Linked DNA regions of Homo sapiens: region 1 is linked to region 2. A link is an interaction called in ENCODE POLR2A ChIA-PET data of the cell type or tissue named here. Cell type or tissue: HepG2. All regions are shown on one strand. Links, peaks and the distances in the headings refer to the core of each region. The heading gives the core; the rest is flanking DNA.

The links. ChIA-PET counts read pairs that join two places held together with the same protein. Peaks named below come from ENCODE experiments on the same cell type or tissue, not always from the same donor. Only the 100,000 strongest peaks of a DNase experiment are listed, where the experiment ranks them.
Region 1: POLR2A ChIA-PET joins it to region 2 with 8 read pairs; 3 of 35 experiments call an interaction of 5 or more read pairs at or near these places.

Annotation. Positions count from the first base shown.
Region 1 is chr1:205,671,813-205,682,109 of GRCh38, forward strand. SLC45A3 (solute carrier family 45 member 3) reads right to left here and starts at 8,697. Exons shown (of 5, transcript NM_033102.3): 1 at 8,582-8,697. It overlaps LOC105371701 (a long non-coding RNA gene), which reads left to right and starts at 8,558. Exons shown (of 4, transcript XR_007066825.1): 1 at 8,558-8,687. RefSeq lists enhancers at 3,576-4,076, 4,077-4,577, 6,483-6,652, a cis regulatory region at 6,568 and a silencer at 8,242-8,461. In HepG2, for the core only: no CTCF peak of the experiment used is centred there; DNase peaks (open chromatin) are centred at 4,399 and 5,469; H3K4me3 peaks cover 1,229 bases.
Region 2 is chr1:205,813,540-205,823,319 of GRCh38, forward strand. No RefSeq gene overlaps it. Among named protein-coding and RNA genes, the nearest start is that of SLC41A1, 5.2 kb to the left of the region's middle. RefSeq lists a silencer at 1-19. In HepG2, for the core only: no CTCF peak of the experiment used is centred there; no DNase peak of the experiment used is centred there.

The DNA of each region.
Region 1 (10,297 bases), core at 2,357-7,356, 140 kb before region 2:
CCGAGATCATGCCACACTGCACTCCACCCTGGGCAACAGGGTGACTCTGTCTCAAACAAACAAAAAACCACAAACACGCACACAAAACAGAAAAGAAAACGCACAATAGCAGCCAACATTGAGGTTATAATACATACTAGGCACTCTGCCGTGCGTCTTGATCTTCCAACCATCCGATGAGGTGGGTACAATTAGTATACCCATTTTACAGGCACAGAAACTTAGATTAATACCACCAACTTCATAGATGTGGAGTGTGTTTGAGATACAGGATATGAAAGTTCCTGGCGGCCACTTCTTTGGTCGCCTCCTCAGTGGAGGAAGGGCTTTCTCATTCCCAAACAGGAGCGGCTGTGGTTAGGGGAGACCAAGTACACTTTCTTCTCGGTTTCCATTCCCCCCCCTCACCCACGTGCCTCCCCCACCACACCAGCGCCTCTTTCAGCCCCTAGCAGCAAGAGGAATGCCAAGAATGCAACTGCCTCCCCAGGTGCTGGCCCCAACAGGTGAGGAGAGGTCACTGCAGCAGACCTGCCTGCTGGAGGAAGGCTGAGAAGGGAGGTAGAAGGTGGGACAAAGATCCCATAGTTATGAGACAGCACGATTTCCATCCACAGGGAAAATGAACACAGTGGCCGACCCCTACTAACTGCCTCAGAGGCGTCTAGCGTGTGCCAGGTACTTGATATATTGTACCTTCTCTCTAATAACTCATACAATTCATACGCTCCAAATCCAAGGTAGGTGTTTAATATTCATATTCGAGATGAACAGCTCAGTCTCAGAACGTAACATGCCCAAGGTTGCACAAATAAACAGTGGTTGAGCAGAAAATTCGAACCATTTGAAAATGCTGGAAGGTGCTCTGAACTGGGAGCCAGGAGAGGGCAGTCCTGTTTCAGCCACTTTTTTTAAGAGCTGTGTAGCCTAGACAGGCCATCTCACCTCTCTGGGACTCAGTTTCTACACCTGTAAAATGAGAGCTAATCTGGATAATGCCGAAGGTTCTTTACATCTGTGCAACCAGGTGATCTCACATGCACCCCCTACCCCCGGCAGTTGCTTCTTCACGGGCAGGTACCCCCTAAGGGCTCACTGATGAGGCTACATGACATTCAGGAAGGGATTCATGTTCACCCTTGTGAAATAGGAATATAAAATCCCTACTTTGTATTTGGACTTTCATGGCCTCCTACCAATGAGTCAAGGGGAATGAGGTGGAGAAGGACACCCCAGCCGCACTTACCCCATCCTTCACCTGCCCACACACTCTCAGGTACCAACACAGTGCCAAGGGTCAGCGGTCACCTGAAACTAAGCCGAATAACCAGGACATCTGGGGGTAGAACTGCCCTCTTCCCTAGTCCTTCCCAGAGTTGGACTCTGTTCCTGGCAGAAATTAGTAACTGAATTCTCTTCTTGGGCCACAATAAATGCTTCCCTACAAGGTGGGGCAGCAGTACCAAGAAATTCCTTGGCCCAAGGTAGGGGAATATGAACATGGAGGGGGAAGAGGGAGCTTGGCACAGTGTCCAGGCCACTCGGAAATTCCTTCCCCCCATCCTGCCTTTTCGTACAGCCACTGAAAAGAGAAGCCTAAATGGCTTTCCTCCTACTGAACTTGAACTCTGCCAGTCAGCCAGGCTAGACAGCTCTCCCTGTCCATGTACAGCCAATCCTAGTCTTCCCTTTAGCCTGGCCTCCCTTAGGAGGTGAGGTATACAGGAAAGAGGCCAGGAGACTAAAGATCTATGCAAACCTACAGATGGGCAGTGCCCTGCACCAAGAGTCAGACCATGGTGCTGGTTCCAACTCTGCCATGTCCCACACCTCTAGGGTTTCAAACTCATTGGCCTGTAAGGCTTTATTAGATCTGAGTCCTAGAGTCTGTGATCAGTCCCATTTATAAAGAGAGGGCTCCAAGTCAGACTCAGTACTCTGCAAGTGTGTTCTCAAAAACAGTCACTCTCAGTGGTGAGCAAGGAAAGGGTAGGCTCTCAAAGAAACTCATTTTCTGATTTAAAGATCCCAAGCTTGCTGACCCTTGGAAGTATACCTCAGTGCATGCAACCTAACCTCCCCTAAGGGAATGTCAGACAGCACTGAAACCCACCTACCCACACCCAACACCACAGAGCCTCAATTGTGTATAAGCCTGCTGTGAAGATGCTGGGGACACAGAAAACAACTGATCGCAGCTCCCTTTGGCAAAAGGGATAAAATGCAATCGGTGTGCAATGAGATGGCACAGTGGCACAAGTGTGAAGATACAAATCCACGTGAGGGGGTGGGACCCAATGTGGGGGGCACATGCAGTTCTTCCAGGGCTTCCTAGAGGGAATGGCCATGTTGCTTAGCCTTGAAGGATAAGCAGGTAGGTACCACGCAATATAGGGGTGGGGGTGGGGGAGATCCCTTTTTCCTCCCTATCATAAAGGTCAGAACTGACACTTCTATAACGAAAGATATGGTAACAAGAGAAAAGCACAACAGGCTGGGCACAGTGGCTCACGCCTGTAATCCCAGCACTTTGGGAGGCTGAGGGAGGCGTATGACTTGAGGTCAGGAGTTTGAGACCAGCCTGGGCAACATGGTAAAACCTCATCTCTACTAAAAATACAAAAATTAGCTGGGTGTGGTGGCACGTGCCTGTAATCCCAGCTACTCAGGAGGTTGAGGCAGGTGAATCGCTTGAACCTGGGAGGCAGAGGTTGCAGTGAGCTGAGATTGCGTGACTGCACTCCAGCCTGGGCAACAGAGCGAGATGCCATCCAAAATTGATGCTGTTTCAAAAAAAAAAAAAAAAAAAAAAAAAAGAGAAAAGCATACAAATTTATTTGATCATAGTTTTGTATGACACAAGAGCCCTTAGAAATGAAAACCCAAAGACCCAGGGTGAAGTATCTTTTCTTTTTTCTTTTTGAGACTAGCTCTCATTCTGTTGCCCAGGCTGGTGTGCAGTGCACGATCTCAGCTCACTGCAACCTCTGCCTCCCGGATTCAAGCAATTGTCCTGCCTCCACCTCCCAAGTAGCTGGGACTACAGGCGTGTGTCACCACGCCAGGCTAATTTTTGTATTTTTAGTAGAGGTGGGGTTTCACTGTGTTGGCCAGGCTGGTCTCGAACACCTGACCTCAGCTGATCCACCCAACTCGGCCTCCCAAAGTGCTGGGATTACAGGCGTGAGCCACCGCGCCCAGCCTAAGTATCCATTTTTATGCTTAGGTTTGAGGAAGCACACACAGGATGCAGAAATGTGACCAGACAAAAATGGTATGAGCTAATGCTAATAGACTGAGTGGTGAAGCCCAGCAAGGCCTGTCCAGATTCTTCTTGGCCTCTCCGTTGCCAGATTTCTTCCTCCCAGGAATGGGGTAGGACCCCTCTGCAATGAGGGCCTTATGACCTACTATCAAACAAGGCAGGTCAGATCATTTCTTGATCACCAGTTCTTACCTAGAAAGCCAGGAGAAAGAGTAATATTTTTAGGCTGTATGGCTGGCTTTGGGGAGAAGGCTTCTAGTTTCTATGACCTGCCCTGGAAAAGAGGGATTCGCTTTGGCCTGCCTCGGAAGAGAATAAGGGGTAAGAGACAGGAGATCAGACAGAAACTTTGCCTCTGAGGCCTTCACTTTGGGGTATTGTTTTCTGAGCCCCAACAGCAGAAAAGGGTGTATGTCTGTAAAACAAGGCCCTTGGAGCCTGGGACTTCTAATCACTCCCACCCCTCCTTTTGGTCTCTCCCCAGTGAGGTGTGCTGGAAACAATACCGGACTGAAAATCATGAGACTGGGTTTTGATCTCAGATCTGGGCTGGCTATCTGCGTGTCCCTAGATTATTCAGCATACCTCCATGGGCACCCAAATAAGGGAATTCATCAGCACTAGGCTTGTTTTTGCTTCCAAGGTGGTCACCGTGCTCCAGTTACTTCCCCTTCCTGGACTGCCTGTCCCCTCCACCTGAGCCCTGCCCAGCTCCAATCTCACACCTCCTCCACAGCCCCCTGGAAACCAAGCCGTCAAGTATCCCCTCTCCCTGCTAAATCTCAACTGCTCTAACCAGGCAGCCCCCAGGGTTGGACGCTGCCCACGGTCCTCAGGGTCTTGGATTTGCAGTCCTTCCCCCACTGCCATCCTCCCCACTAGTGCTTCAGCTCCTGGAAAGCAGGAAGCACAGGCCCTGAGAAGAGTAGGTACCCAAGAGAAAGCCTATGGGTAAGGCTGAATCAGGATTCCCATTGGATGTGACTTTACCAGTGTGCCTGGGATCCAGGCAGGGCCACATTCAAGCTAGCTGGGTGCTCCGCTCACTAAGGACAGGAGCCAGGAGTGGGAATCTAAATTGCCACATCCCTAGGGATGGGCCAGGCACTCCTAGCTTGAACACTATTTGCCAACTCAAAGTACACTTGAGATTAGCGAGGCCGGGGGCAGGGGGGCACACAGCGACCACAGGGGAAAGACAAGAACTGCTGTTGTGGGCTGGCTGCTCCTGAGGGTATCCCCTCTGGCTGGGCATCCTGCTATCCTGGATATGGTGACTGGGGGACTGTGGACTACAGCGCCAGGAAGTGGCCTCCAAACCCCTTCTTGCTGGCTGGTCCCCACTCCCCAGAAAGTGATCTCCAGAAGTAACAAAGAAGGGGAAAGGAACAAACATCTATGGAACACCTGGCGTGTGCAGGTGCTTGGCTGAATATGCACATCACGCTTAATCCTCACCATAACCATGCAAGGTGAATCTCATCTCCATTTTACAGGCAATGAAGTCAAGGCCAACAGGGGAAGCAGGCCCATGTCCAACATCAGAAGCAAGAGATTCCACAAGTCAGTCAGGGCTGGTGGCAAAACTGTGGACTTCTTCCCGTGGAGGGGAAAACACAGACCATGTAGTAGAAAACAGGATTCAACAGGAAGTTCTGGCCAGGGATCAGGAGCATCCCGTGATGGCTCTGTCACCAGCTGCCCCCCTCCCCAGCCCAAGCAGGGACACTTAATACACTGGACAAAGCTCAACACTCCAGCTCTATTGCTGGGAGTCGAGTGGCATCAGTGTTCAAGACACTGGGCCTGGTACCAGCTGGTCCAGTCTCCACCCCTGCTGCCCAGCAAACAGGGCCACTAACTGTTCAAAGAAAGCTAGGCTGGGTTTTTTTCTGGACACCAAAGAACAGTGCAAAAGATCCTAAGGGTTGGGGAGGGAGGACAGAGCAGAATCCCAACTTCAGGGCACCCTCCCTATACAGTTTTCCTAAAAATAACAACAAATAACTGTTTGCATAGAAGGCTCTTAACTTCTCAGGATATACATTCATGTTCATGGTACCCTTTTCCAGCCTGAGGGGTACACTCTGGGAAGGTAGGCTGGGCAGGGGTTTCTGCACTAATTAAATAGAAGTCACACAGTAGCAGAGTAGTAGAGGAGAGACACGGACATCCAGTCCTGCTGTGATCTTTGCACAGGACCACAAGTTCAACTGCAGATGCGTCCTTCGTAGCTTACATATAGTTATCTACGGGCCGATTCCCTTGCTAAGAAACTCTGGTTTCTAAGTGTAAACCACAATGATTGGCTCCATTGTCACCAAATAACAGCAGCTGACATTTATCAAGCTCTTTTTACAAGCAGCTGCTGTGCTCAGAGCTTTACCTACATCAGCTTATTTAATCCTGGAAATACTGTGAGGTAGGTACTATTATCCTCATTTTACAGAGGAGGAAGTTGAAACAGTTTAAATAACTTGTGCAAGAGGAAATCAGATTAAAATCATTTTGCCAAAGCTCAATCTCTCAACGGACTCCCCAAAGTCCAGGAGACCTTGCTACCAAAGAAATAAGGTCTAGAGCAGATTTTTGTTTTCTGTTTTTTAAGAGCAAGGCCCAAGAGGAGAGTCCCAGGCTAGGCACTGCTGTCCATTCAGTCCCAAATGATCGATACAATATATAGTTGGTACTAACATTTATTGAGCACTTATGTGTCAGACACACAGTTTAGTATTCTATATACAATATTTAATAAAGCTATAATTTTTAGACTATATATAACGTAATTATATGTTTATAAATTTTATGTCTGTTATAATCTACTTAACAAAGCTATACAGTAAGTATTATCATTCCCATTTTGCAGCCAGGGATACTGAGGCTTGGACGAGGTTATGTAACTTGCCAAGCTGGTGGAGCTCACCTAGTGAAGCAGCCAATATAGAAACTTTCTTTCTGGCCGGGTGCGGTGGCTCACACCTGTAATCCCAGCACTTTGGGAGGCTGAGGCGGGTGGATCACCTGAGGTCAGGAGTTCAAGACAAGCCTGGCCAACATGGTAAAACCCTGTATCTACTAAAAATACAAAAATTAGCCAGGCATGGTGGTGGGTGCCTGTAATCCCAGCTACTTGGGAGGCTGAGGGAGGAGAATCACTTGAACCCAGGAGGCGGAGGCTGCAGTGAGCTGAGATCGTGACATTGCACTCCAGCCTGGGCAACAAGAGTGAAACTTCGTCTAAAAAAAGAAACTATCTTTCTGACAGTCTGGGTTTTTATCCATGTTGACTTATCAGGCTGTGACGTCCAGATGATAGTACTTAAAGTCTTCAAGTTAACTTTACTTTGAATCTTCAGACCAGCCCTGCCCAGGCTGAGAGCTCCAGTCTGGGTAAGGGGAGAGCTGGAGAGAGGCCTCCACTATCCCTCCACCACCCAGTGGCCTGGAATGGGCTCAGGAGACCACCAGGGATCACTGTCTACTCCTCCTCCTCCTTCAACGTTATTCAGGGAGCCAGGAGGGATGGGGAAGTTCACCACACACTCCATGAATACATAGGAAAACTCCCCCTAACACACACCCACTAAATTGGGGCCTGTCTGTCCACAGCTGTACATTCATCCACAGCTGTATTTTTATCTTCAAACTCATTCTGCTGACTCAAGCTGCATTTTCTGAGCACTTTCAGAACAACAGAGTCCTGGCTCCACGACAGGCCTGGTGGGAGGAGATAAGGGAGGAATGAGGGAATGGGACTGATCCAACAGAATGGCCTGCGACCTCAAATTGCGTCCCACTTATCCCCTACAATATGCTGCTCTATGGGTTTCCTCAGGCTTCCCGTCTAGCCTGGGCCTCCTGGGCCCTCCCACTCCCACCCCAATAGGCCAGCCTGTTTCCCAGGCCTCGGGCAGGTGAGTCTACACCAAGGCGGTCTCTGCTCTGAAAGGAGATCTGCTAAGTGCCTCAGGAAAGGTAGTCCGAAGCCCCTAGGACCTCAACCCCACCCCTGAGCAAAGGTTCCAGGACCCCAGCAAGGGTCACTGCGGGCCCTGGTCAACTGGCAATGCCCGGCTGCAGACTCCAGGGCAGCAAGACAGCAGCTGGGCTATTCTTAGTCCCTGCTCCACCGGGACCGGGTCTGTGTAACAGCTGAAGGGCGAGTCCTCACCAGGTACCCACCATGCCAAACCCCTCCCTACCCCCAACTCTGGCCCCTTGGAAAAAGAGGAAGCATAGGGAACACGCCCTGGAGTGGGGAAAAGCTGAGCAGGTCAAGAGTGTCTGTCAGGAAGATGGAGGCTGATTCAGAGGTCAAGGGCAAGAGCAACTCACAGGACTGCAGTGCCTGGGGGGAGCGGAAGACTACAGGAAGGCCTGACCCGCACTAGGGAGAAAGCATGCAGGTCCCTGGGGCTTTTCTAGCAAGCCTGCCTAGGCCCAGAGCTCTGAGAAGCTGCACGGGATGCCTAGGTACCACCACATCACACCTGTTTGCCGTTTGCAGAACTCTGTCCTTCCCCACCTGAGACCTGGGAGGCGAGGAGAAAACAGCGGCCTTTCTCTCCCCACAGAGGGGGAAACTGAGGCTGAAAAGGGGACACAGTAACACACACACACACACACACACACACACACACACACACACGGTCCAGTCCCAACTCTGTACCCAGAGCTCGCCCCAGTTCTAAGTCCAAGAGGGCTCAGTCCCCTTTCCCTGTCTTAATAACTCACTCTTCCTCAAGAAAGCCGGCCTGGGCCTGAGCACCCCGCGGCGCCGCGGCCGTCGGCTCCCGTCCCGGCTCCCCCAAGTCCCGGACTGTGCGCGCCGCAGTGACTCATCCTGCCCCTTTCCGGTGAAGCCCAGACAAGAGAAGAAAATAAACGCAACTTTCCAAAGAAAAGTCTGACACGGGAGGCTGCAACAGGAGCCAGCGGCCGGTCCGCCAGCCGTCGGCCCGGCCCGGTCCGGCCCGGCCCGGGGCTCCGGGGAGGGGCCGCTCCCCGCCCACACCGCCGCCCCGCCTGGGACAGCGCGGGCACCTCCTGCCTGCCCGCCCTCCGCGGAAGAAAGCACAGCTCAGCGGGGACCCGTGCAGGCGCCGGGCACTCGGCACCCGCCCCGGCAGAGCGTGTGGGACGCGCCCTCCTCTGGGATTCGCGCGGGGCTCGGCGCGCAGCGCCCCGGACGGCCACGGCGCAGCCCCATCCCGCGGGGCGCAAAACACGCGACAGCGCGGAGCTCGGCCGTGCACTGCTGCTCCCTTTCCCGCGCCGGGACCCTCACCCCTGGGAGAGGAGGGGGCGCGCTCCTACCTGGCCGAGGCGCGCGGCTGTCACCCGGAGCCAGCGCGTGCAGGCTGGTTCCGCCCCCCCTTCCTTGCCCCCCACGCGCGCCAGCCGGCGGCTTTTAAATCTCCAGGTTACTCCGCGGGGGGAGAGAGCATGCGCGCTGGGACTGCCAGGAGGGGGGCGGGGCGAGGCGGGACGGAGGTGGGGGGTGCTGCGAGGGGGGATAGAGGGGTGGGGCTGGTACCCAGGGGAAGAAAGCGGGAGGTCTCGAAGCTGGCTTTGTAGCCGCGCCGCGACGGGCAGCCCCCGCGTGGCTCCCAGACTGCCCTATCATTACCTAGGGCAGGGCACCGCCCCCTCTGTCGCTCGCCACCAAACATTTAGGTGAAAGCTACCCGGCTTCGCGGGGCACCTCCCCTCCCCTACTCGGAGCCAGTCTGCTGCGACCATTACCCAGGCGTGCCATTCTGGCCACCCGATCTCCAGGCAGAGCTGCTCCCTACCTGTCCAGGACCATCCCTTCAAAGGAGATGTCACATTCTCTCCGAATTACCCTTCTGCTCTTTGCTATTCTCCGACGCAGACAGAGCTAACTCAATCCCTCTTTCTGCGCTGAAAACCAAATTCCAATTTTTTTTCTTCTTAAGAGTGTGTACGGGGAAGAATGGATGATAAATTGCCAATGAAATGTTCTCTTTGTCAGCTGTTGAGCAAGGTCCGAACAGATACCTGTTCCAGAATGTCTTTGATGGAGTCCCAGGCTGGCCCTGGGGTTGGGGGTTGGGGGGCAGTTTTGTCTTTTTTTCCTCCATGGAGTTTTATTGGGTGGAGAGAAATCCAATTTAGTTGGATTGTTGACTTGAATACTACAAAGTCCCAGGAAGATGCCTTCGAAGGGGAAGACCTGGTTGGCCTTAGCCAACCAGGCACTGGGGCACTGGGTTCCAATGCTGGCCCTGTGTCAACAGCCGTATAACGTGGGCCAAGTCCCTTCCATGTTCTGGGCCTCTGTAAGAGGGGGTGAGCCAAATGATTTCTAAGGGCACCTTCCAGCTGAGAGGTAGAAGGAGGCAGAGAAGAAAGGGAGATAGAGAAGGGAGAGGAAATAGTGGCGCCCTGGTGGTAGTGGGGAACAGAGAGCAGGTGCCAGAGAGAGTTGAGAAGAGAAAAATCAAGAATCTACCTTCTGAGTCACTAAACAAGTTTAACTTGAAAACTGTCTCAGCGTTGCCTCCCTGGAGCAGACACACCTCTACCTGGGGACCCTCCTGGAGATGGCTTTCCAAAGTCTTTGGCATACCCTCTCGTGGCAAGCAGAGAGACTAGGGTGGAGTCCAGGGTCTCTGAGCTGGTGTCCCCTCTCCTCCAGGAAAGAGGTCAGGAGTCAGGGGAAATTTCAGGTCAGCTGGAAAATTACAGAGCCAGGAGAGAGTGGACGGTGGTATTTTGCAGGCTTGGGAAAGAACACTGGGAACATGAGAGAGTTGTCGCACCACAGACAAGTAAGAGCCCCCCTCTTCCTCCTGCCTCCCACCACTTCTTTCCAGGGGCCCTTGTGCTTTATGCCTTATGACAGGGGGATGAGGAAGGAGAGCTCAGGGGAGTGAGCACACAGCCTGGATCCCATGGTGATCCTGGGCCCTACCCAATCACCCCTTCCCAACTAAACCAGGTGGATGCACTGGCCAGGCCCCACCCAATACAGGGTACAGTAGGGCTCTCTGCTCTGAAAATCCCCCT
Region 2 (9,780 bases), core at 3,222-8,221:
CTGCCTCTGGATGTTTCCTTGGAGCCTCTGGCCTTCGGGAAGACCGGTAAACGTCCCTGTGGAGCCAGCCAGCCAGCCACCTCTGACCCCCGGGCTCAAGCAGCCAGCCGCGTGCTCCCTCCTCCCACTTGGTACCCGGACAGAACAGTCCCTACCTTGCTCTTCTCCCGCCGGCTCGTCACTTTAGGCTCCCTCCAGATTCCGCGTTCCTTGAGCAAATGGCTCACCCCTGACGAATCCGGCCTTAAAAAAGTCCCGGCCTTGAAAGGGGTGGAGACTGGCGGGCGGGAGCGAAAGGAGGTCAGACCCATGGCTGGGGTCGCACACGCATCACCTGAGGTCGGAGAGGAGGGGAGCCTCACTTCCTCTGACCCACTGAGCCTGGTGGCAGCGTGCGGAGAGATGTCACCATCCCGGACTAAATGAAATCCAACTTTCCCTGACGCACCTTGTGGGATCAAAGAGGGGTGTTCCCATGCTCACCTTTCGCCACTTCCTCCCTGGGGTATCTCCACCTCTCCAACACAAGCTCAATGCCAGTTCTCTTTGGGATGTTTTTGTGCAGGGGGTGTGACCTCCCTCATAAAGGAACCCCCACTCCCAAGTTTTCCCCTCTTGTCAGTGGAACCTGTGACCAACGGTTCCTTCCTGTCCTTTTCCTCCCTGAAAGTAGCCCGGGGGCATTCGAACATGGCTCTAGACCCCTGAATAGGGTTTGGAGCGGAGATGTGCCTGGGGAGAAGAGATCGCAGTGCTGTGTATGAAGCTTTGGGCACGTGCTCACAAGAGCACACACAGCAACCTGAGCAGGTCATTCCTTTTGATAAGGATGACAAATACACATACCAAACCCTGTTCCCCTCACCCACCCCAAACCAGTACCCCCAGGATGATTCCAGATCAGCTCTGGAGCATTTGCATCAAGGGCCTGCAGACTCACAGGACCTACTAGAGCAAAATATCAGTGTCTCAGACCCCAGTTTTGGCCTCAAATACTGGGTTTTTCTGCCAGGAGAAGTAGCTGCTAGTCTAGGAAATGCTGGGACTTGTCCAGAAAGATGAGGTTTGTGAATACGGGGTGTGGGGTTGGGTGGGGAATTAAGGCTGATGTATCTGGAGGAACTTTGGTTGGGCTGGAGGCAACTTCTGCCCTGTTCTATTCAACAGTTCCCTCCCCTCCACTACCCCATTTAATCTGGCCACAGCTCAGCTACCTGTGTATAAAATCTTGATCTCTCTCCTATTTCCTTTCTACCTTCCGTGTTTTTACTTACTCGAAAACTGTTCCCCTCTCCTGTGTGTATTTTTTTAATTGAAATATACCAGGCATTTAGGAAAGGAACACGAAACCTAAGTGTACAGGTCAACAAATGATGACACAGTGAACACCCCCATATGACCACCATCCAGATCTAGAACGAGATCATTATTGGCATCCCAGATACCCTCCTTCTATCCGCTCCTGGTGACTATGCCACACTCCTTCTCAAAAGTAACGTTTATCTAACACTACAGGTTAGTTTTGCTTACTTCTGAACTTTATATACATGGAACCATTCAGTAGGTATTATTTTGTGTCTGGCTTCTCTCACTCAATACTATGTTTATGAAACTCATCCAAAACATTGTGGTAGCAGTAGCTTATTTGTTTTCATTGCCGTACGGTATGCCATTAAATAAATATACCACAATTTATCTGTTATTCTGTTGACGGACATTTTGGTTGTTCCTACTTTGGGGTTATTATGAATAAGGCTGCGATAACGTTTTTGTTCATGTCCTTTGGTACACTTACGTTCATATTTATACTAGATATATACCTAGGAATAGAATTACTGGGTCATAAAAGGATATGCATATTTTTAGCTTTAGCAAATGCGACTAAACAATTTTTCAAAGTGCTCATATTAATTTACACTCCTGCCAGCAGCGTCTTAGTGTTCCAGTTGCTCTATATTCTCATTAACACTTGATATTGTCAATCTAGAAAAATTAAAAAATTTAGCCATTCTGGTGGGTGTATAGTGGTATTGTAGTTTAAATTTGCTTTATCCTGATAACCAATGAAGTTGACCACCTTTCCATGCATTTATTTGACCCTTGGATATCTGTTCAAGTATCATGTCCATTTTCTATTATTCTATTCCTTCTGTCTTACTACTTTTTTTTTTTTTTTTTGAGATGGTATCTTGCTCTGTTGCCTAGGCTGGAACCTCTTGGGTTCAAGTGATTCTCCTGCCTCAGTCTCCTGAGTAGCTGGGACTACAGGCACATGCCACCATGACAGGCTAATTTTTGTATTTTTGATAGAGACAGCGTTTCACCATGTTGGCCAGGCTGGTCTCTAACTCCTGACCTCAAGTGATCCGCCCGCCTTGGCCTCCCAAAGTGCTGGGATTATAGGTGTGAACCACTGAGCCCAGCCCTGTCTTACCACTTTGTAGGAGTTCTTTATGAATATCAGATACGAGTCCTTTGTTGGTTATAGGTATTGCAAATATTTCTATGAGTAAATAAATACAAAAGCCCTTGGTTTTGGTGTCTTCTGAAGTGTCAGGGCCACTGGAACAAGAATATAATCTCTATATCTATTTTGATCACTAGTGTAAACCCAGCTCCTGGCACATAGTAGGTACTTAATAAATATGTTGAATGAATGATGGATGAGGTGGATAAAGCTGATGTAGGTACTTTGCTCTGTATTGTGCTGATCCCTAGAGTCAAACACCAAGAGGACCTGGGGGAAGCAGATTTCCTCTGGCTTAGCCAGCTGTGACCTTAGGAAGAGGAAGACATCCTGGCCCTTCTCTACTGAAAGAGCAGAAATAGCTACAGTCTGTGAAATGATGAGCACAGATGTAGGGAGCGGAGGTCACAGATGAAAAGACAGGAACTACCAGCAAGTAGCAGGCCAGCCAGATACTTCAGAAGGAGAGACGCAGTTGGGGGTATCAAAAAGATAGTGAGGGTCTCTGAGCATCACTGTGGACCTTTGTATGACAAGAACCTCCAAAGGTCATGTGGACTCTCTCTTGCCTCAAGACATGCCCAGTCTTTGAGCTTGTTAGCCAAGAGAGCTCTTCCACACCTAGAAACACATTTCTTTCTCCAAAGGAGGTTCCCTGAAACTTTGGTTGGAGGGTCTTATTCCTAACCTGCATTGGGCAACTCTTTTTTTAAAATCAGCTTTAACTTCCTCATGGCCTGTAATGTCCATCCTGAATATGGAAGACCACCGAATCAGCCTCTTCTCCATGCACTGTTTTCATAGGCCTGTTGCATTCTACAGCGTTTTTCTCTTGCTGTGTTTCTCTCCAGCATCCTTGACCAGCTCTGGTCAAGAGTCTCACTGATTCCTGTTACTCTGGGAGACAGAAATTTCCCCTTGCACCACCCTAACAAACTCACAGCATCCCCTCCTCATGTCTTTCAGAACATAATGTGGCATTTAACTAGAAGCTAGTAGTAGCACCCCAAATTTTTATATAAACTGAGCTTGGGGACGCCATCTAGTTGGAGAGAGGCTGGGTGACTTGTCATGAAACATCATTTGTATAGCAAGCACAGTGTTTTCATTTAGAATATGAGCATATGTTGGGTGTGGGGTGGGAAAGAGTGTTGTGGCAAAAGGAATTGTTGATCACTCCACAGGCAGGGGCCTGTGGAGGAGCCTGTGTGGGAAGGTCCTCTGTGGGGCAGCATTCTTCAGTCTTGCTTGGCACTTGTCCTAATATGTGGTTAATTTAGCCTCTATCCTGAGGTTCTCTTAGCCCCATGGCCTTCCTTCTGGGCCAAGTACTGTCTACCAATGGCTTCTCCATAGACTACCTGAATACTCATCTTGAGACATCATAAAATTCCAGAGCCCCATAGATCCTGGACCCCCTAACCAGCATGGCTAGTTGTAAGACTAGCCTGACGTGGCTGGAAACTTTTCTATCTTTTGTTCTGTGGGGGAGGGTGCCCCCTCCCATTTTTCCCCTTGCTGTGACCCCTCCGCTGCTCCCTCCCTCCCAGAGGTCAACTTCTTTCCTGCTGCCCAGAGCTGAGGTGACATCCCCTTCCGGCTTCATTCAGTTTTAGGAGGATGTAGTGATGGGGGTGGGATAGGGAAGTGTGGCCATCTGTGCTCAGCACTGTCATCATTCCCTTTGCTTCTCTATAACTGAGCTCCCTTTCCCCAAAGCCCCCTGGATACCCACCCTGGGATTCCCTTAGGCAGGATGGTTCCAGGTATTTGGAGCTGCAGCTCTGAATTTACTGAGTATAGCTGGGAAGCCTTGACAGCAAACAAAATGGTCTGGTGAACTATAACTGGGGATAGAAAAGTAATCTTTGAGAGGCAGTGCTGCAGAGTGGAATATGCCACAGCATTGTAATCACATGGATTTGAATCCATGAATGGCTCAGCAATTCATTAGGCACATGACCTTGGGCCATGTCTATCAAATGGAGACATAATTCCCTTTCTGCAATATATGTTCCATGGTGAGCAGTTCTATGCAAACCTACCCCCAAAGTCTGAGAAAGCTCAGAGGCCAAAGAGGCTGACAAATCTGGTTTCTTGAAAGAAGCATTTAATAGGGACTTGCGAACAGAAGCCCTGTCTATATCCCGGACAGCAGTAAGACCAGGGCTTGAATACCTTATAAGGAAGGAATACCTATACCTTACAGGGAAGGAATGTGTAGGACAATTGTAGGGAAAGGCGAGAATGCTATGTGAAGTTCCCTAAGGGCAGGATTTATGGTCAGTTGTTTTAACCTAAGAGCAGGATTTATGATAAGTATATGGTCTTACCAAGGAATAGTAGATAAAATAGAAATCTTAGAGGCATTTCCAGAACTGGAGTTAATCAGAAGTCAACATGGTGGATTAGCATCCAAGATGGAGTTGCATTAGCCTTCACAGATGATGAGAGGATTAGGATAATATAGCATTTGGAACATTCCCTGCACGCAGTAGGACTGTTAAGATCTCACCAAAGAGAAACAGCCAATAAACAGGGATTAGGCACTTGGAACGGGCAGCTCAGGCTTTTTCTGGGCCTCACGTGAAATTTTAGACTTCCCAGAGTGTGAGGGCATGCCTACCTGGAAAGGGTTAATGATGGACAGTCTCTTACATAGATGCAGGTAGGAGCTAATAGGGGCAGCAACCCCACAGTGGGTCACAAGCCAAAGATGAGCAAACTTTATCTTGCAAGAGCCAGGATGCAAAAAGACTGTATCTTGCAAACCAGATTACCTAGTTTCAAACTGCCCTCTGTGTTTACTGCCTACTGCTCTAGGATTATCCTCTAGACCAGGGTTTCCTAAACTGGCCTGGTCATAGGAATCACCTGTTGGGAACTTCTTTTAAAATATAGATTTCCAGGCCTCTTTCCTGGAAATTCTGTTTCCAAACGTCTGGTGCTGGGCCAGGAAACCTACCCTTTTAAATAAGTGCCCCAGGTGACTCCCATGATCCTACTGGGTTGGGAAACTGCCCCAGTCTGGTGGTTCTCAGTCCTGGCTGCATATTAGAATCTCCTGGGGAGCTTTAACAAAAATATACCTTTGTCACAGGAGGAAACACTGTGACAAAGGTATATTTTGTCACAGGAAGGCAAGGCTCAGGAAGTCTTCAAAGACATGGAGGTGCTTTGATTGAATCTGACTGTGTGGGTTTATATGCAAACTCATTTAATCCTAATAATTACCCTAGGAGGTAGGCTGTTGCAATATATCAGGTGGAAAATGAGGTCAGTGGGTTGGAGAATGGTAAATAGATTTAAAAGTTATTTAGGTTAGTTGTTAGAGAATTGCAAATCAAAACCACAATGGGATACCACTTCATATCCAGTAGGTTGGCCATAAAAAAAAAAGAGAGAAAATAACAGAAAATGACAAGTGTTGGTGAGAGTGTGGAGAAATTGGAACCTTGTCCATTTGCTGGTGAGAATATAATGTGGTGCAGCTGCTATAGGAAACAGTTTGATGTTTCTTCAGAAGGTTAAACACAGAATTACCATATCACTGAGCAATTTCATTCCTAAGTATATGCCTAAAAGAATTGGAAATGGGAAAGAATTATTCCAGTTAGAGAGAACAGAGTGAAATGGCAGGAAGGCAAGGGAGAATTTGGCATTTTCAAGGAACAGCAGGTTCTTCAACATGTGGTTGGATGCACGTAGGGACGTGTTAAATGAAAGATGAAATGGTAGGCTTTGGTGATATGTTACAGAGCTGAAGGCTTCTTTGACATGAACGTATTGTTTTATGCTTGATCACAAAGTCCTTGAACACAGAGACTTTATATTTTAAAATTTATATTAATTTTGAAATACCTTATATTTTAAAATTTCTGTGATGTTTGCTGACACCTTGTAATTTACACATCTGGGCCTTCTTTCTCTGTCAGACCGTTACATATGGAGTCTCATTCACTTGCATAGTGTCCATTTATGATGCTCTGTTCATGATGCCCAAATATCTTTGTCTTAGACTTCTCTTCTGAGCTCTGAACTTGGATGTCTCAGCACTTCCAACTTGTGATATCCAAAATGCGCTAGTTCTCTCCCAGATGTCTATTTCTTATTCTGTCTTCTCCATCCCAGAAAAGAGGATTCCCTCGCCCATTTGTTTGTCAGCCATCTGGGAGTCATTCTTGACTCCTTCCTCTACTTCCCCGCCTCCTCGCCCACCACCCATCAATCACCATTTGCCATCCATCGACTCTACCTCCTAAATAACTTTTTTTTTGGATTTATTTATTTTTTGAGGTAAAATTCACATAACATGAATTTAACCATTTTAAAATGTACTATTCATTGGTGTTTATTATATTGATAGTGTTGAACAACCATCACTCTGTCTAGTTTTAAGACATTTTCATCACCCCAAAAAGAAATCCTGTATCCATTAGCAGTCAGTACCCACTCTCCCCTTCCCTCCCCTCCTCTCCCTGCTTAGTCAACCACTAGTCAGTTTTTGTCTCTATAGATTTCCCTATTTTGGATATGTCATATACATGGAACCATGCAATATGTAACTTTCTGCGAATGGGTTTTTTTACTTAACTTAATTTTGTTGTTGTTGTTTTATTTTTTGCCCTTAAATATTCTTCTATCCAGATGTTTTCAAGGTTCAACCACATCGTAGCATAGATCAATACTTCATTCCTTTTTATGGATAAATAATATCCCATTGTATGGATACAACACATTTTGTTTATCCATTCATCCATGGATGGACATTTGGGTTGTTTTCACCTTTTTTGATTGTGAATAGTCCTCTGTGAACATTCATATATAAGCTTCATTTGAATATCTTTTGTTTAATTTCTTTTGACCATATACCATTGTTGGGTGATATGGCAATTCTGTTTACTTTTTTTTTTTTTTGAGATGGAGTTTCACTCTTGTTGCCCAAGCTGGGGTGCAATGGTATGATCTTGGCTCACTGCAACCTCTGCCTCCTGGGTTCAGGTAATTCTCCTGCCTCAGCCTCCTGGGAGTAGCTGGGATTACAGGCATGCACCACCATGCCTGGCTAATTTTTTGTATTTTTAGTAGAGACAGGGTTTCACCATGTTAGCAAGGCTGGCCTCCAACTCCTGACCTCAGGTGATCTGCCCGCCTTGGCCTCCCAAAGTGCTGGGATTACAGGTGTGAGCCACTGTGCCTGGCCTTTTTTTTTTTTTTTTTTAACCTAGGTTGAACTTGAACTCTTGAGCTCAAGCCATCCTCCTGCCTCAGCCTCTCAAGTAGCCAGGATGACAGGTACACACCACCATGCCCAGCCTATGTTTAACTTTTTGAAGAAACACTAAACTGCTTTCGATAGCTGCTGCACCATTTTACATTCCCGCCAGCAAGGTACAAGGGTTCCAGTTTCTCCACATCCTCACCAACATTTATTATTTTACATTTTGGATTATGGCCAACCTAGTGGATGTGAAGTGGTATCCCACTGTGATTTTGATTTGCATTTCCCAAATGACTAACCTAAGTAACCTTCTAATTTGCCTACTTCATAGGGTAATTATTAGGATTAAATGATTATATATATATATACACATGCATACACACACACATGTGACTTAGAACAGTGCCTGGCATATAATAAATAATGTATAAGTATTAAAAAGAAAGTAGAAAAAGGAACAAAAGAACAGAAGGAAAGAAGGACCTCTTAGCTATACTTTCTTTCTTACTGTCCTAAGTCAAAGCCCACAATTCCACTCCTAATTTACAAGGCCCCAACTGGACTTCTTTTCTTTTCTTTTCTTTTCTTTAGCCAGAGTTTCACTCTTGTTGCCCAGGCTGGAGTGCAATGGCGCAATCTCGGCCCATCGCAACCTCCGCCTCCCGGGTAAAAGCGATTCTCCTGCCTCAGCCTCCTGAGTAGCTGGGATTACAGGCATTCGCCACCACGCCTGGCTAATTTTGTATGTTTAGTAGAGATGGGGTTTTTCCATGTTGGTCAGGCTGGTCTTCAGCTCCCGACCTCAGGTGATCCTCTGCCTTGGCCTCCCAAAGTGCCAGGATTACAGGCATGAGCCACTGTGCCTGGCCAACTCCTTTCATTTCATGAAGGTTTCAGGCTCTCATTTGCCTTATAGTCTTTGTCTACTGTATTCCCTGTCTGGCACAATTCTCTCCCTTGTCCCCCAACTCTTTGCCTAGCTAACTCACTGTTTTTTTGTTTGTTTGTTTTGTTTTTAAATTTAAGAGTTTTTTTGAGGTATAATATGCAATAAACAGCACAGATTTAAGGTGTACAATTTGATGTTTTGACATGTGTATACATCAGTAAAACATCACTACAATCAAGATAAAGAGTATATCCATGACCCCTGTGTTTCTTCCTGCTTCTTTTAATCTTTCTCTCTCAACCCATGCGTTGGGCCACCTGCCGTCTGTCACTACAGATGTTTTTCATTTCTAGAATTTCATATGAATGGAATCATGTAGTATATATCTTTTTTGTCTGATTTCTCTCATTCAGCATACTTATTCTGAGATTTATCCATGTTATGTGTATCAACAGGTTGTTCCTTTCTGCTGTTGAGTAGTGTTCCATCATATGGATGCACCTGTTTGTTTATTCATTCACCTGTTGATGGACATTTCAGTTGTTTCCAGTTTGGGGCTATTACAAATAAGGCTGCTATATGCAATGTGTGCAAGCCTTTTTAGGGGTATATATTTTCATTTGTTTTTGTTTTTCAAGTTTTGTTTTAGACTCAGGGGTACCTGTGCAGGTTTGTTAACTGGGTATACTGTGTGATGCTGACGTTTGAGGTATGAATGATCTTGTTACCCAGGTACTGAGCATAGTACTCAACAGTTAGTTTTTCGACCTTGTTCCCCTTTCCTTGCTCCCCTCCAACAGTCCCCAGTGTCTATTGTTGCCATCTTTATGTCCATGACTACCCAAACTTGTAAGTGAGCACATGTGCTATTTGGTTTTCTGTTCCTGTGTTAACTTGCTTAGGACAATGGCCTCTGGCTGCATCCATGTTGCTACAAAGGACACGATTTTGTTTTTTTTTTTTATGGCTGCATAATATTACATGGTGTATATGTACATTTTCTTTATCCAAACCACCACTGATGGGCACCTAGGTTGATTCCATGTCTTTGCTATTGTGAATAGTGGTGTGATGAACATGTGAGTGCACGCGTCTTTTTGGCAGAATGATTTGTTTTCTTTTGGATGCATATCCAGTAGTGGGATTGCTGGGTCAAATGGTAGTTCTGTTTTAAGTTCTTTGAGAAATCTCCAAACTGCTTTC